Linked DNA regions of Homo sapiens: region 1 is linked to region 2. A link is a contact called in ENCODE Hi-C or POLR2A ChIA-PET data. All regions are on one chromosome and are shown on one strand. The core of a region is the stretch at or near the end of the contact, and the rest is flanking DNA. Distances in the headings are between cores, read along the strand shown.

Evidence for each region. Hi-C counts contacts between places; a loop is a spot of excess contacts on that map. ChIA-PET counts read pairs that join two places held with the same protein, here RNA polymerase II (POLR2A). Pooled maps may share reads with other maps.
Region 1: a map of mammary epithelial cell shows a loop between it and region 2 (3-fold over the local background). The contact joins two enhancer-like sites. A Hi-C loop is called at or near these places in 7 of 168 maps with a recorded cell type or tissue (CD4-positive, alpha-beta T cell, CD4-positive, alpha-beta memory T cell, CD8-positive, alpha-beta T cell and 4 more), 3 of 37 single-sample maps with no recorded cell type and 8 of 50 pooled maps. POLR2A ChIA-PET finds 5 or more read pairs at or near these places in 11 of 52 experiments (CD4-positive, alpha-beta T cell, CD4-positive, alpha-beta memory T cell, Caco-2 and 7 more).

What each region holds. Positions count from the first base shown.
Region 1 is chr16:22,345,552-22,352,359 of GRCh38, reverse strand. It overlaps CDR2 (cerebellar degeneration related protein 2), which reads left to right. Exons shown (of 5, transcript NM_001802.2): 3 at 2,511-2,659; 4 at 2,917-3,081; 5 at 4,537-6,424. The coding sequence ends at 5,395. Among named protein-coding and RNA genes, the nearest start is that of CDR2, 26 kb to the left of the region's middle. RefSeq lists an enhancer at 4,983-5,483. Within about 2 kb of position 3,884, at least 2 of the 41 ENCODE cell types and tissues checked have a DNase peak (open chromatin) inside an H3K27ac peak, as active enhancers do; they include mammary epithelial cell, where a contact is called at or near this core.
Region 2 is chr16:22,311,806-22,319,036 of GRCh38, reverse strand. It overlaps POLR3E (RNA polymerase III subunit E), which reads right to left. Exons shown (of 21, transcript NM_018119.4): 7 at 5,310-5,417; 8 at 4,909-4,958; 9 at 3,829-3,948; 10 at 2,351-2,436; 11 at 1,998-2,042; 12 at 1,831-1,922; 13 at 91-211. Among named protein-coding and RNA genes, the nearest start is that of POLR3E, 18 kb to the right of the region's middle. Within about 2 kb of position 4,181, at least 3 of the 41 ENCODE cell types and tissues checked have a DNase peak (open chromatin) inside an H3K27ac peak, as active enhancers do; they include mammary epithelial cell, where a contact is called at or near this core.

The DNA.
Region 1 (6,808 bases), core at 2,635-5,134, 34 kb before region 2:
TTTTTCAACACTTTAAGGGCCCGTTGAGTGTCATTTAGCCCATTGTTTGTTAGCCTTGCAAATCCTTCTAGAGTTGTAGAAAAAGCCTCAAGAAGAGTGTGTTGTGTTGTGTTTGAGACAGTCTCTGTCACCCAGGCTGTAGTGCAGTGGCACGATCTCGGTTCACTGCAACGTTCACCTCCCACGTTCAAAAGATTCTCATGCCTCAGCCTCCTGAGTACGTGGGATTACAGGCGCGTGCCACCACGCCGGACTAATTTTTGTATTTTTATTAGAGGTGGGTTTTTGTCATGTTGGCCAGGCTGGTCTTGAACTCCTGGCCTGCCTTAAGCAATCTGCCTGTTTTGGCCTCCCAAAGTGTTGGGATTACAGGTGTGAGCCACCATGCCTGGCCAAGAAGAGTGTTTTTAAAGTCAAGTTCTGAGTCTTTTACAGTTTGATCATCAGTAAGCTTCAAACCATTTCTCCCCTCTTTCTGGTTCTGTCCAGGGAAATACTGTGACTTTTTCCTTTGGAATATATACTGTGTTTTAGTGTCTTCAGGTAGAGCTGAGCAGGGAGGGAATCAAGGTGACTTACACTGCGGCATTAAGGTTGGGATTATTCCCCTTTATCCTTGGCCATTTAGGAAGCAGTCTTAGCAGGACCAGAATAAATCATCTGATAAATTTCTCGTGAATAAGGAGGATAATGGTGATAAAACTCTCATAAAATTAAAAATAACAGGAGTCTTTGAAGCATATTAAGCTAAAATATATTTCTCGTCAAAGCAACATACTTTTCATTTTTTTTGGTCCAGAATGCCTCATTCAGAGAAAGAGATTGATTTTTTTTTCCAAATTAAGATCCTCCACATAGAAATAGGAACGTTTTACACTGTTGGTGGGAGTGTAAATTAGTTCAACCATTGTGGAAGACAGGGTGTCAATTCCTCAAGGATCTAGAACTAGAATTACCATTTGACCCAGCAGTCCCATTACTGGGTATGTACCCAAAGTATCATAAATCATGCTGCTATAAAGACGCATGCACACGTATGTTTATTGCGGCACTATTCACAATAGCAAAGACTTGGAACCAACCCAAATGTCCATCAGTTGATAGACTGGATTAAGAAAATGTGGCACATGTACACCATGGAATACTATGCAGCCATAAAAAAGGATGAGTTCATGTCCTTTGCAGGGACATGGATGAAGCCGGAAACCATCATTCTCAGCAAACTATCACAAGGACAGAAAACCAAACACTGCATGTTCTCACTCATAGGTGGGAATTGAACAACGAGATCATTTGGGCACAGGGTGGGGAACATCACACACTGGGGCCTGTCGGGGTGGGGATAGCATTAGGAGAAATACCTAATGTAAATGATGAGTTGATGGGTGCAGCAAACCAACATGTCACATGTATACCTATGTATCAAACCTGCACATTGTGCACATGTACCCTAGAACTTAGAGTATAATTTTTTTTAAAAATCCTCCACGTTAGGCTTTATTTCTGTTAAACATGATGTTTTTGCTTAAACTTTGATCACATGTTCCATGTTTTTTGTCTTAAGGGATTGTTATGTCTCACTTTAGATTTTTTAGTTGAATATTAATTTTATGCATGGTATATGCTTTGGAAAATTAGCCTCACAATGCACTGGGGTATTGGTGAGCATTAGAGGAGCTAAGCATATAAAGGACAGCCTGTGCTCATTTCTTATGAAGACAGGGAGTTTAATTTCTTCTTTTCTTAAAATAAACATATGGTATTGTGGTATAATAAAAATTATATATTTGGTCTTTGTCCCTGGTTTCTGGCATAGAACTCCTAAAACCCTTGGAATTTCCTGATAGGTTGAGGTCTGGTCACCAGAGAAGGCAACCACATGATTAGAGGGTTAGATCTATCAGTCCCAGCCCCACAACCTCTGGATAGAGGGAAGGGTTGGAGCTTGAGTTCAGTCACCAATGGCCAATAATTGAATCAATCATGCTGATGTGAGAGAAGACCTGGAGAAAACTGAAATGGGTCTAAAGGAGCTTCTGGGCAGTGCTGGGAGGCCAGTGAGCCCAGAGATGGAGACTCTATGTCAGCCCCACCCCAACAAGAGTTGGTGCTGACAATCGGAGAATTGGTGTTGGAACAGCAGAACAGCAGGTATCTTTTTTTTTTTTTTGAGATGGAGTTTCATTCTTGTTGCCCAGGCTGGAGTGCAATGGCGCCATCTCGGCTCATTGCAACCTCTGTCTTCCAGGTTCAAGCAATTTTCCTGCCTCAGCCTCCCAAGTAGCTGGGATTACAGGCGTGTGCCACCACACCTGGCTAATTTTTGTATTTTTAGTGGAGACGGGGTTTCAGCATGTTGGTCAGGCTGGTCTCGAATTCCTAACCTCAGGTGATCCACACGTCTTGGCCTCCCAAAGTGCTGGGATTACAGGCGTGAGCCACCGCAGCCAGCCAAGAAACAGCAGGTATCTTATCTGTTTGTGTCACCTGGTCCTGATCTTCTCTTACAGTATCTGACGAAGCAAGTGGAACTTCTACGGCAGATGAACGAACAACATGCAAAGGTTTATGAACAATTAGACGTCACAGCAAGGGAACTGGAAGAAACAAATCAAAAGCTAGTTGCTGACAGCAAGGCCTCACAGCAAAAGATTCTGAGGTAAATTTTCTAGAATCTGACAAGGAAGGACTAGGGGGAAGTTCTTTAGTATAAACTAGAATAGAACATGGCTGCAGTGGGTTTGGGTCAATATGGGATAAGGTTTAATTTAATTCTTTTTGGAGAATGGAGATTAAATAGACATCCTTTCCAATTAAGAAAGCCCAGTGTGAGTGGTTTGCACCTAATCTCTCCTCACCGCTTTTGCCCTTGATTCAATATGACAAGCAGCAGTGGCTTCTGTCTGTTCCTCACAGCCTGACTGAAACGATTGAATGCCTGCAAACCAACATTGATCACCTCCAGAGCCAAGTGGAGGAGCTGAAGTCATCTGGCCAAGGGAGAAGGAGCCCGGGAAAGTGTGACCAGGAGAAACCGGCACCCAGCTTTGCATGTCTGAAGGAGCTGTATGACCTCCGCCAGTAAGAGCCTGCCTTTCTGTGGAGTTACAGCAGGGACTGTCTCATGTCATTGGCACATTCTGATTTCCAGTAGATTGAAAGTACCATTTTAAGAAAAGTCACTTAGCTATTAAGCTACCATTGGTTTGAACAAAATCACTTAAACATATAAATTACAGAGTTCTTAGATATTAGTAGTTCTCATTTTGAAAGTCTTGGAACACTTATTTCAGTGTTTTTAATGTATTAAATCATAGTTTAAGATGAATTCTGATAGACTAGATTTGGGAGTTGTGTTTTACATTAGAGTGAAGAAAAACAGAAATACTGGTAAAACAAAAATTCAAGCGAACAGGAGATTTTTTGCTTAAAGAAGTACCTTTATAATTTAGAGTTATAAGTCTGAATCTTTAAGAAGTATTTATGGAACACTTGTGTGGCAAGCTGTATGCTAGACCCAAGGGTTGGCGAGCAAAATAGTTTCTACCCCTGTGAGCTTTCAGTCTAACGGAACGGCAGATAAGCAAATAAAAACACAAATAAATAGTCAAGGTGCTTCAGACTGAGCAGGAGAAACCAGGTGGTTCATTTGGTGGGTCTCAACCTTGGCTGTACATCAGATCACCTGTGGGGTTTTTCAAAATGCAAATACCAACACATTTCCTCAGGCCTAAATCAGAATTTCTAGGTGCGGGTAAAAAGCTGCCCAGGCAATTCTGATGAACATTCCTGGTTAAAAATCACCACAGCAACAGTAATTTGCTGTAGTGATTCAATCGTAGTTACATATTATGAATCATTTGGAGAGCCTTTAGAAACCCTCAGGCCAGGTAGCAGACCAACTAGGTTGGAATCTGTGGGTTGGGACCCAGGCACCAGTACTTTTTAAGGTTTCCCTTGTGAGGTCATTGTCATACTGCTAGAATAGATGTTCTCTAGTACTTTTAACATTAAAAAAAGATTTGTCACAAAAATTGAGTTTGCTTTCATGTGTTTATTTACCAGCCTCACACAATTCCATTTTAGCCACTGCTCCAAGTGTGGCTAAAAACCAATCACTGTTGGCCGGGTGTGGTGGCTTACGTCTGTAATCCCAGCACTTTGGGAGGCTAAGGCAGGAGGATCACCTGAGGTTGGGAGTTCGAGACCAGCCTGACCAACATGGAGAAACCCCGTCTCTACTAAAAATACAAAATTAGCTGGGCGTGGTGGCGCATGTCTAAAATCCCAGTTACTCGGGAGGCTGAGGCAGGAGAATCGCTTGAACCTGGGAGGCTGAGGTTGCAATGAGCTGAGATCGCTTCACTGCACTCCAGCCTGGCGACAAAGTGAGACTCCGTCTCAAAAAAAAAGAAAAAAAAATTAGTCACTGTCACAGCTCCTCAAATTTATTTAGTTGAAAAAAAATCACCAGTCTTCCTCTCGTCATTTTCAGTGGACCTGTGTAATATATTCTTTCAATATTTTTTTCCCTAGACACTTCGTGTATGATCATGTGTTCGCTGAGAAGATCACTTCCTTGCAAGGTCAGCCAAGCCCTGATGAAGAGGAAAATGAGCACTTGAAAAAAACAGTGACAATGTTGCAGGCCCAGCTGAGCCTGGAGCGGCAGAAGCGGGTGACTATGGAGGAGGAATATGGGCTCGTGTTAAAGGAGAACAGTGAACTGGAGCAGCAGCTGGGGGCCACAGGTGCCTACCGAGCACGGGCGCTGGAACTAGAGGCCGAGGTGGCAGAGATGCGACAGATGTTGCAGTCAGAGCATCCATTTGTGAATGGAGTTGAGAAGCTGGTGCCAGACTCTCTGTATGTTCCTTTCAAAGAGCCCAGCCAGAGCCTGCTGGAAGAGATGTTCCTGACTGTGCCGGAATCACATAGAAAGCCTCTCAAGCGCAGCAGCAGTGAGACGATCCTCAGCAGCTTGGCAGGGAGTGACATCGTGAAGGGCCACGAGGAGACCTGCATCAGGAGGGCCAAGGCTGTGAAACAGAGGGGCATCTCCCTTCTGCACGAAGTGGACACGCAGTACAGCGCCCTGAAGGTGAAGTATGAAGAGTTGCTGAAGAAGTGCCAAGAGGAACAGGACTCCCTGTCACACAAGGCTGTGCAGACCTCCAGGGCTGCAGCCAAGGACCTGACTGGAGTGAACGCCCAGTCTGAGCCTGTTGCCAGCGGCTGGGAACTGGCCTCTGTCAACCCAGAGCCCGTGAGTTCCCCTACAACACCTCCAGAATACAAAGCGTTGTTTAAGGAGATCTTTAGTTGCATCAAGAAAACTAAGCAGGAAATAGATGAACAGAGAACAAAATACCGATCACTCTCCTCTCATTCTTAATTGAACCTCTAGCTCTACTACTAATTTGCCTATTGCCTATCGCCTCTCTCTCCCATTCAGACAAGTGTTTGTAGACTCTGAAGCCTAATGTTACTCATGACGTTTGCCTCATTGCTTTGCTTATTTAGCAAATGCATACAACGAGGAAAGGAGGTGGCTAGTGGTATCAGTTCTCTGATCCACTTCCATTTAAGCTCCCCAGGAAATCCCATGACAAACTGGCCTCTGGCTGGCGCGCTGATTAGACTTCAGTTCCTGAAAAGGACCAGTGGAGGGAAGAGCTATACTTCTGGAGAAGTAGGCCTGGAGTTACTACAGTATGGGGGAAAAGGGTCGAGTTAGAACAAAGCTAAGGCAATTCCTATTGCTTCCTTGCGCAACTTCTCAAAACGATGAAAGTCAGAAGGCTGTCAAACTCAAATATCTTTGCAAACAGTTTGAATACTGTGAATTCATTACGAAGAATGTTCGAGAGAAAGCAGGGGTCTAATCCAAAAGAAATGTCATTAACCAATACTCCAAGTCCTTGAGTTTTGTTATATCTGAACTAGTTGAACTGTGACTGACAGGTAATCCTAATATATCCAAATCCAACTGAATACCAAATTGAGATGGCAAATTTTTGTTTGATATAAGTTAGCTTGTTAGCATATGCCCTAGAGGGCCTCCATCCCTGTATTCTAATGTTTTTACTCAAAGCTCTAGCCTTTAGGATAGGTGAATATGTAAATCTTTTATCACTTTCTCAAATTCAAACTAAAGGGGAAAGATCAAACCCCTTCCCTTCCTACCTGTTTTCTGAGCTGGCTGACTTGCCAGCCACAAGCTGCTCTTGCAGAGTTCTTACCATTCCTGTAAATGTTTTGACTTGTTGCAGAAATTCCTATCTACTTTATTAAGCAGTATTGATCTGACTGTGGAAACATCCTCTCACTTGCATTCTTTTAACTTAAAACTATTTAAGAACTGATGTTCCGATTATTGTATATATTTTTCTAAAAACCAAATAAAGCTACCTATGAAAATGAACAGATGGATCTGTGTCTTACTTTCAATATAAGCCATTTCGCTCTTATAACCAACTGTTCACTTTTTTTCTTCCAACAAATATCGCGAGAAAGATTTGCAGTGATTTTTTTTTTCCTATTTTAAACAGGGAATCCTTGGATTTGTGTAACTTAATAGCACAAATTCTGCTCATATTGCTAAATGCTCATTAAAACTACTCTGGACAAACATTTTCAAATTTATATACTCTGTAATTTTCACTATTTCAGAAATGTCAGACTTGGTTCTGAATTAATAGCATTTGACAAATTGATTCTCAAAACATTTGATCAACCATAGCAAAGAAACTATACTATTCAAACTATACTATTCAAACTATACTATTAATGTTTGAATAGTATAGCT
Region 2 (7,231 bases), core at 2,932-5,431:
CGCCACTACACACCAGCCTGGGCAACAAGAGTGAAGCTCTGCCTCAAGGAAAAAAATAAATAAAAATAAAAAATAAAAAAAGCAACTTACCTCTTCACCACCCAGTTCCCTTGGACCAACATCGCCACCTTCTGGATGCCCCGCAGAACAGCCACGGAATCGATGGAGGGGCCCAGGAGGCTCATCAAGTTGGCAAAAGGCATGACCTTCACTGAGGAGGACGCAGGAGACATCAGACAAGGAAGAGGGGCCGGGCCCTTCCCTCCCCTCCACCGAGAGTCCGCATAGCTTCAAGTTCATGTAATAACCCCAGAATGTGATAACTAACAGTAATGACACCCATCATAGCCAACAGCTGACACTCTCAGGCTGCTCACTACATGCCAGGCACTGGGCACCTCATGAAATCTGAGGATTATATGAAGTGCCCCTTAAGGAAGACTTGAGGGGTGCCTCAGGAGGAAGGGTCTATTACTACTCAGACCTGGAAAGGCTTCAAAGCTCACCCATGATCTCTTGGCTAGGAAGTAGCAGAGCCAGGAAGTGAACCCAAGCCACTTGGCTCCACTTGGTACCCTCAATCACTGTGCTCTGCTCCCGCCCAAGTGAGCCCTGGGCAGGGCCCAGGGAAAGTCCAAAATTTGGCTGGGCGCTTTGGCTCACACCTGTAATCACAGCACTTTGGGAGGCCGAGGGAGGCAGATCACTTGAGGCCAGGAATTTGAGACTAGCCTGGCCAACAAGGCGAAACCCCATCTCTACTAAAAATACAAAAATTAGCTGGGCGTGATGGCGGGCACCTGTAGTCCCAGCTACTCCAGAGGCTGAGGCATGAGAATTGCTTGAACCCGGGAGGCGGAGGTTGCAGTGAGCCGAGATTGTGCCACTGCACTCCAGCCTGGGTGACAGAGCAAGACTGTCTCAAAAAAAAAAAAAGTTCGAAGTCCTCTGCAGGAAGGAAGCCTAAAATCCCGAGCATATCATGGAGCTCCCCTCTCTCCTTAGACTCCTAAGAGCTCATGGTGGCATCTCAAAGGACGAGCCCAGGTTCTGCGGCTCCATTCTGAACTCAAGGATCAGGTCTGTTGTTCACCAGCCACGGGTACCCTAAAGGTTCTGGCACTCAGAGTCCTCTGAGAAAAGGAGACCAGTCCTTATGGTGCCAGGTCTGGCAAGAGTACCCAGAAGCAATGCCAGTGAAGACATTGTCATGAAAATGACCCTAGTTGAGCCGGTGCAGTGAATGGCGTCTGCTTGTAGGCCCAGCCACTCGGAAGGCTGAGGCAGGAGGATCACTTGGGCCCAGGAGTTACACAGCAAAACCTTTAAAAAAAACCTTTAAAACCTTTAAAAAAACCTTAAAAAAAAAAACAACAACAACAACAACAACAACAACAAAAAGCCCCTAGTCCGTGTTCGCCTGCAAGGCCCTGTACTTTAGAAGCCTCCTCTCTCTGATTCCTCACATTGGCCCCCAGGAACTATCATTAGTCTCTTTTCACAGAAAAACAAACAAAGCCTCAGAAAGGTTCATGACCTGCCCAAGAGCATGGCAGACAAGTGGTGAGCATGGCACAGGAACCCGAGCCCGCCTGTGGGGGCCAGACACACTACTGTCCTACATTCACGGGAACCCGGGCTGCCTGCGGGAGCTGGCCGCACTGCCGTCCTGCGTTATCTTTCCAGACAAGGATGCAGCTGCAAAGCTGGGCAGGCTGTGGGCAGCAGGGGCCTCTGGCCTTGTCCCCTGGTCCTCACTGTCCCACAGAGTCCATTCCTCAGGAGCCACTGGGACTGGGGCCCCCGGGTGGGCAGGGGGTAGGCACCCACCATTCTTCATCAGGATCTTGATCTGATCGGCCAGGGGCAGCGTGCGCAGCTGGGCCATCGACAGGACGTTGCTGGGGGCCACAGGCTTGTCTCTGGGAAAAGCAGAGGGGACGGGTTAGAGGCAGCCAGCCCGGAAAGGGAGAGGGTGTCCTGCCGCCTCTACTCACTTCTCCTCCTCCTGGCTGGGTGGCATCAGCATCATCAGGTACTCACTGCAGGGACATGGCAGGGGCAGAGGCTCAGGGCTGATCCAGGCTGGACCCTCCTCACCAGCCACCCAAGTGAGGGTCTGGGGAGAGGGTGCAGACAGCCCACCCCCGCCCTCCCCCAGCAGCCCTGAGCCCCTGCAGAAAAGTGGACCATCTCTTTCCAGGCCCACCCTCCTGGCCTTCTCCAGGGGACAATGGGCTCCACCCTCATGCTACAGGAGGGGCCACAGTCCTCTGGGAGGATCCACACCAAGGACCCCTGGGGACCCTGGGCAGGCATCCAGTTTGCATGCTGGCCCAGCCCATCCCACCTGGGTGACTTGACGAGCTCCGTGTTCTCCACCCCGCTTGAGCCGGGGCACAGCAGGTACTGACGCTCATGCTCAGAGCGACTGTCCTGTTGGAGGAGGGCAGGGTGTGAGAGGAGCCTCAGCTGATGGCCCTGGCCTGGGCCCCCTCCCCCAAGGCCTCCCGTCTTCCACTCCATGGCCAGCCACAGGACCACATCCAACCTCCTGAGCACGGCACCCAAGGCCTCTGACGTGGCCTCAGCCACTCATCTTCCTGGCCTTATGACCTGCCCAGCCCCAGCCCCCAAGCCTCGATGCCTTGTCTGTAACACAGGTACACCACCAGCAATGACAAAATGATGGCTAACATTCACTGGGCATCTAGGATGTGGTGGACTCTGTTCCACTGACTGTAAATATACTAACCCATCTCACCCTCAAAATAACTTGGCAAGGTAGGTACTATTATTACTACTCTCATTTTATAATTAAGAAAACTGAGGCTCAGAGAGGTTAGCTAACATGCCCAAGGTCACACAGCAGGAAACAGCAGTGTCTAGAAGTTTGACCCCGAGTCTAAGGGTCTGTTAACACAAATCTCTTCCAAGAAGGTTCCAGAGAAATCAGGAGTTGTTCCCCACCCCAGAAAATATTGGGAGCCCTGGCCCATGGTGTCTTTGGAAGCATCCCTCACTCAGTACACAGTTTCAAGGGTTAGGTTCTAAAATCAATGCACCAGGGCCAGGTGGTCGTGGCTCACGCCTGTAATCCCAGCACTTAGGGAGCCTGAGGTGGGCAGATCACTTGGAAATCAGGAGTTCGAGACCAGCCTGGCCAACATGGCAAAACCCCATCTCTACTAAAAAAACAAAAACAAAAAAATTAGCAGGTGCCTGTAGTCCCAGCTACCTGGGAGGTTGAGGCAGAAGAATCACTTGAACCCGGGAGGCGGAGGTTGCAGTGAGCTGAGATCGAGCCACTGCACTCCAGCCTGGGTGACAGAATGAGACTGTCTCAATAAATAAATAAATAATAAATAAATAAAAATAAAAGTAAATAAAGTCAGCGTACCAGATGAAAACCAAGCACAGTAAGAAAATCCCCTGGGCAGGTGGTGCTGGGAACTCTGGGGTGGCAACACATGACCGACCCTCTAGGACAGAACCGGAGAATGCATCTGGCCTGCGTTTAGGGCCTGGGCTGCAGCGAAAATATGTTACCAGGCACTAGCCCCACTGCAAGCCCAGCAAGATGCCCATGCCCAGGGGCCAAACCCCACCCAGGGAACCAAGGACTCGCATCTTTTCCTCTTGCTCTCCTGGGGCCCACGCTAAGTGGCTCGGCTGGAGTGAAGTGTAAACTGCCCACAGGACTCGATCCTCTATCTGTGGCTATGACTCATGAATTTGACTTAAGTTCAAGGTGAGACACGGAGGCCACACCATGACCCTTCCGGGCACCGAGGTGTTTCCCCCAGGACCCCACGAAGCCCCGCTCACCCTCAGGCCATAGTAATGCAGGTGGACCCAGGGCTCCTCTGCGTGCTTCTTCTGCAGGAACTCATAGGACTGCACACGGCGCTGGCGGGCCTGCTCTGACTCCGGCCGGGAGAACCGCACCTGCGGTGGGAAGGGGAAGAGGTCATACCGTCAGGCCTGTGACCCTTGCTGGACTGCCGTCTCAGCCCCTGCCAGAAGACCAGAGAACTCCGTATAGGGGTTTTCCACTCTCCCTTCCTTTCCTAGCACAGGTCGTTTAAATTCCGTTCCAACCGTGTCCCTCCCAGAGCTGCCTGCACACGCCAGGGAACGGCTTATACTTGCTCGTGCCTGCCCAGCCCAGAGGCTTGAGGGGGATTAGAGTCCCAGGCGCCAGAGCCAGCAGAGTCCTTAAAGCAGACAGGCCCAGGATGCCTTTTCTAAGTTCCCCAGAGCGGAAGGGAGTTTCTAAGGTCCTAATAAGCTACGGAGAGAACAGGATGAGCTCCCTGCGCCACCTCCATGTCCATTACGCCCGTGTTCCCCGGTCCTCAAGGGCTTCCAAACACTCACCACTCTCTAGCCATACTTGTGTATCATCATTCTACGTGTAGCATTTTTCTTTTGGTACTACTCATTTTAATCTAAATATGCTTAAATAGGGAAAACTTTACAAACCATAAATGGAAGGTTAAGATTCTTTGAAAAATCTTTAAAATTCAGGAATAACTATTAAAACGAAAACTATTCATCCGTGCCCCATAAAGAGGATAGAATCACAGTTAATTGACTTTGGCTCTGTTAAGATACAGGTTCATGGCAGAGCTGGTCTGCGGGTCCTCAGGGCTCCTGGCCCCAGCTTCCTGCTCCCAGGTGACTCTAGCCAAGCCCCAGGCACACATCTCCTGGATCCAGCCAGGGCTTCCATCTTGTGTATAGCTGGAACAACTCAGGTTGTTCCCTCCAGGTAGCCCAGCAAGAAGGCTCAAAAGCATGGGCCCTGTCTGCTCCACCTGCATTCTGTGAAGACCCGCTACCCCTTGGTCTCTGGTCCTGCTGCCGCCCAGGCAGCACCCTCCTCCTCCAGGGGCCAGGGCTCACCGTGATCTGCTTAACATCGTCTTCCGCCTCATCCTGTGAAGAGTCCCCTGCTGCAAGAGAGACAAGCCACTGACTGCAGTCCTGGGGAGCCTCCACCTCCCTTCTCTCAACCCCACCCGCCAGGGAAGCCTCAGGCCGGGGTGCTGGGAGTTCTCCTCGCAGAGGGAGCTGCCTAAGCCAGTGGTTCTCAATCGGGGACAGTTTTGCCCCTTTACCCTGGGGATACTGGGCAATGTGACCTTTTTGATTGTCACGACTGTGGGGTGGGTGCTTCTGGCATCTAGTAGGTAGAGGCCAGGGATCCTGCTAAACATCCTATCATCCCATCCCTCTTCCCAGGACCAAGCCATCCCACCAGGATGAAGGCAGGCAGGCAGCAGGGCTGGGGATCCCGGGCTCACCCTCGTTGGCCGCCTCCCTCTCCCGGTGCTTGGCGTCAGCCTTATCCAGGTAGGAGAAGCTGGGCCGCAGCTGCAGGATGCCATGTAAAGGTGTCAGGTGGAGCTCACCTGGCGGAGGAAGAAGGGCTTGGACTCAACTCTAGAAACCCACCCAGTTTGGCTCAAGAGAGTCACCAAGTCCCGTGAAGGCCTAGGCCCACCATCAAACCGCCTCCCATTCCCGCTGCAGCCCCCAATCCTAGAGTCTTGGGACCACCAGGCCAGGGACCATCCCCACCTCCACCTGGCCTGCTGGACACAGCAAGCACACAGCCCAGACTAGGACAGGAACCTGGACTCTTCTGTTCGAAGCCACTTCCTTCAGTCCCACCTCCCAGTCTGGTTCCACGCCCCTCTCCCCAGCTGCTCGCTTTGCAACACTAGGCAGCTAATCCTCATCAAATTCGCCCTGCTGTTTACCCTCCAGGCCTCGGCCAGCTCAGCCTTACTGTCCCGCCCCACACACCTGGATTTCCTCTCCTTCTTATCCTCCATCTTTTCCCGCCAAAATCCCACCCGTTCCACTAGGAAGTCCACTAGTGCCACTGTGGCTGGAGAAGAGGCCCTGCTAGAACTGGGTGGAGTGTCCACATGGCCTCTGATAAAGATCATGACTTTCCCTCCCGCTGCAAGGGATGTGGCTTTCAAGAATTACATGCTTGAGACATGGGTTCTAAACAGAACGCGCGAGTTATATGACACTACTTTTGATCCTATCCCATTTTGTTTCCTAAGTGTTCAGATTAGTTTCGTTCATTGCTTTTGAGACTAAATACTTAAGCACTTTACTGTTTTTTTTTTTTTTTTTTTTTTTTGAGATGGAGTGTCGCTCTGTCACCCAGGCCAGAGTGCAGAGTGCAGTGCCATGATCTCGGCTCAGTGCAACCTCCACCTCCCCGGTTCAAGTGATTCCCCTGCCTCAGCCTCCCAAGTAGCTGGGACTACAGGTGTGTGCCACCAAGCCCAGCTAAATTTTTTTGTATTTCAGTAGAGATGGTGTTTCACCATGTTGGCCAGGATAGTCTTGATCTCCTGACCTTGTGATCTGCCCGTCTTGGCCTCCCAAAGTCCTGGGATTACAGGTATGAGCCACTGCGCCCGGCCGCGCCTTGTACTTTTTACCAGCTTTGGGACAAGACTCACGTACCATATAGTCCACTCATTTAAGGCATACTAATCAATGTATTTTTGTTTTGAGATGGAGTCTCACTCTGTTGCCCAGGATATTCAGTGGTGCGATCTCGGCTTACTGCAACCTCCGCCTCCTGAGTTCAAGCGATTCTCCTGCCTCAGCCTCCTGCATAACTGGGATTACAGGCACTCACCACCACGCCTGGCTAATTTTTTCTACTTTTTGGAAGAGATGAGATTTTATCATGTTGGCCAGGCTGGTCTCGAACTCCTGACCTCAGGTGATCTGCCCACTTCGGCCTCCAAAAGTGCTGGGATTACAGGCATGAGCCACCACTCCCGGCCATAATTCAATGTATTTTAACGTATTCACAAAGCTGTGCAGCCAGCACAACCAATTTTAGAACATTCTCATCACCACAAAAAGAACCAGGCAGTCCCCACTCCACTCTCCCACTAGTCCCTGGTAGCCACTAATCTACTTTCTGCCTCTGTACATTTGCCTATTCTGGACATTTCACATACAGCCACACATCACTTAACAATAGGGATACGTTCTGAGAAATTCATCCTTAGGTGATTTCATCGTTGTGCAAACATCGCAGAGTGCACTCACAGAAACCCAGATAGCAGAGCCTACTACACGCCTCGGCTCTATGGTATGGCCTATTGCTCCCAGGCTACACACTGTACAGCATGTTACTCCCCTGAATACTGTAGGCAGTTGTAACAGAATGGTATTTGTGTATCTA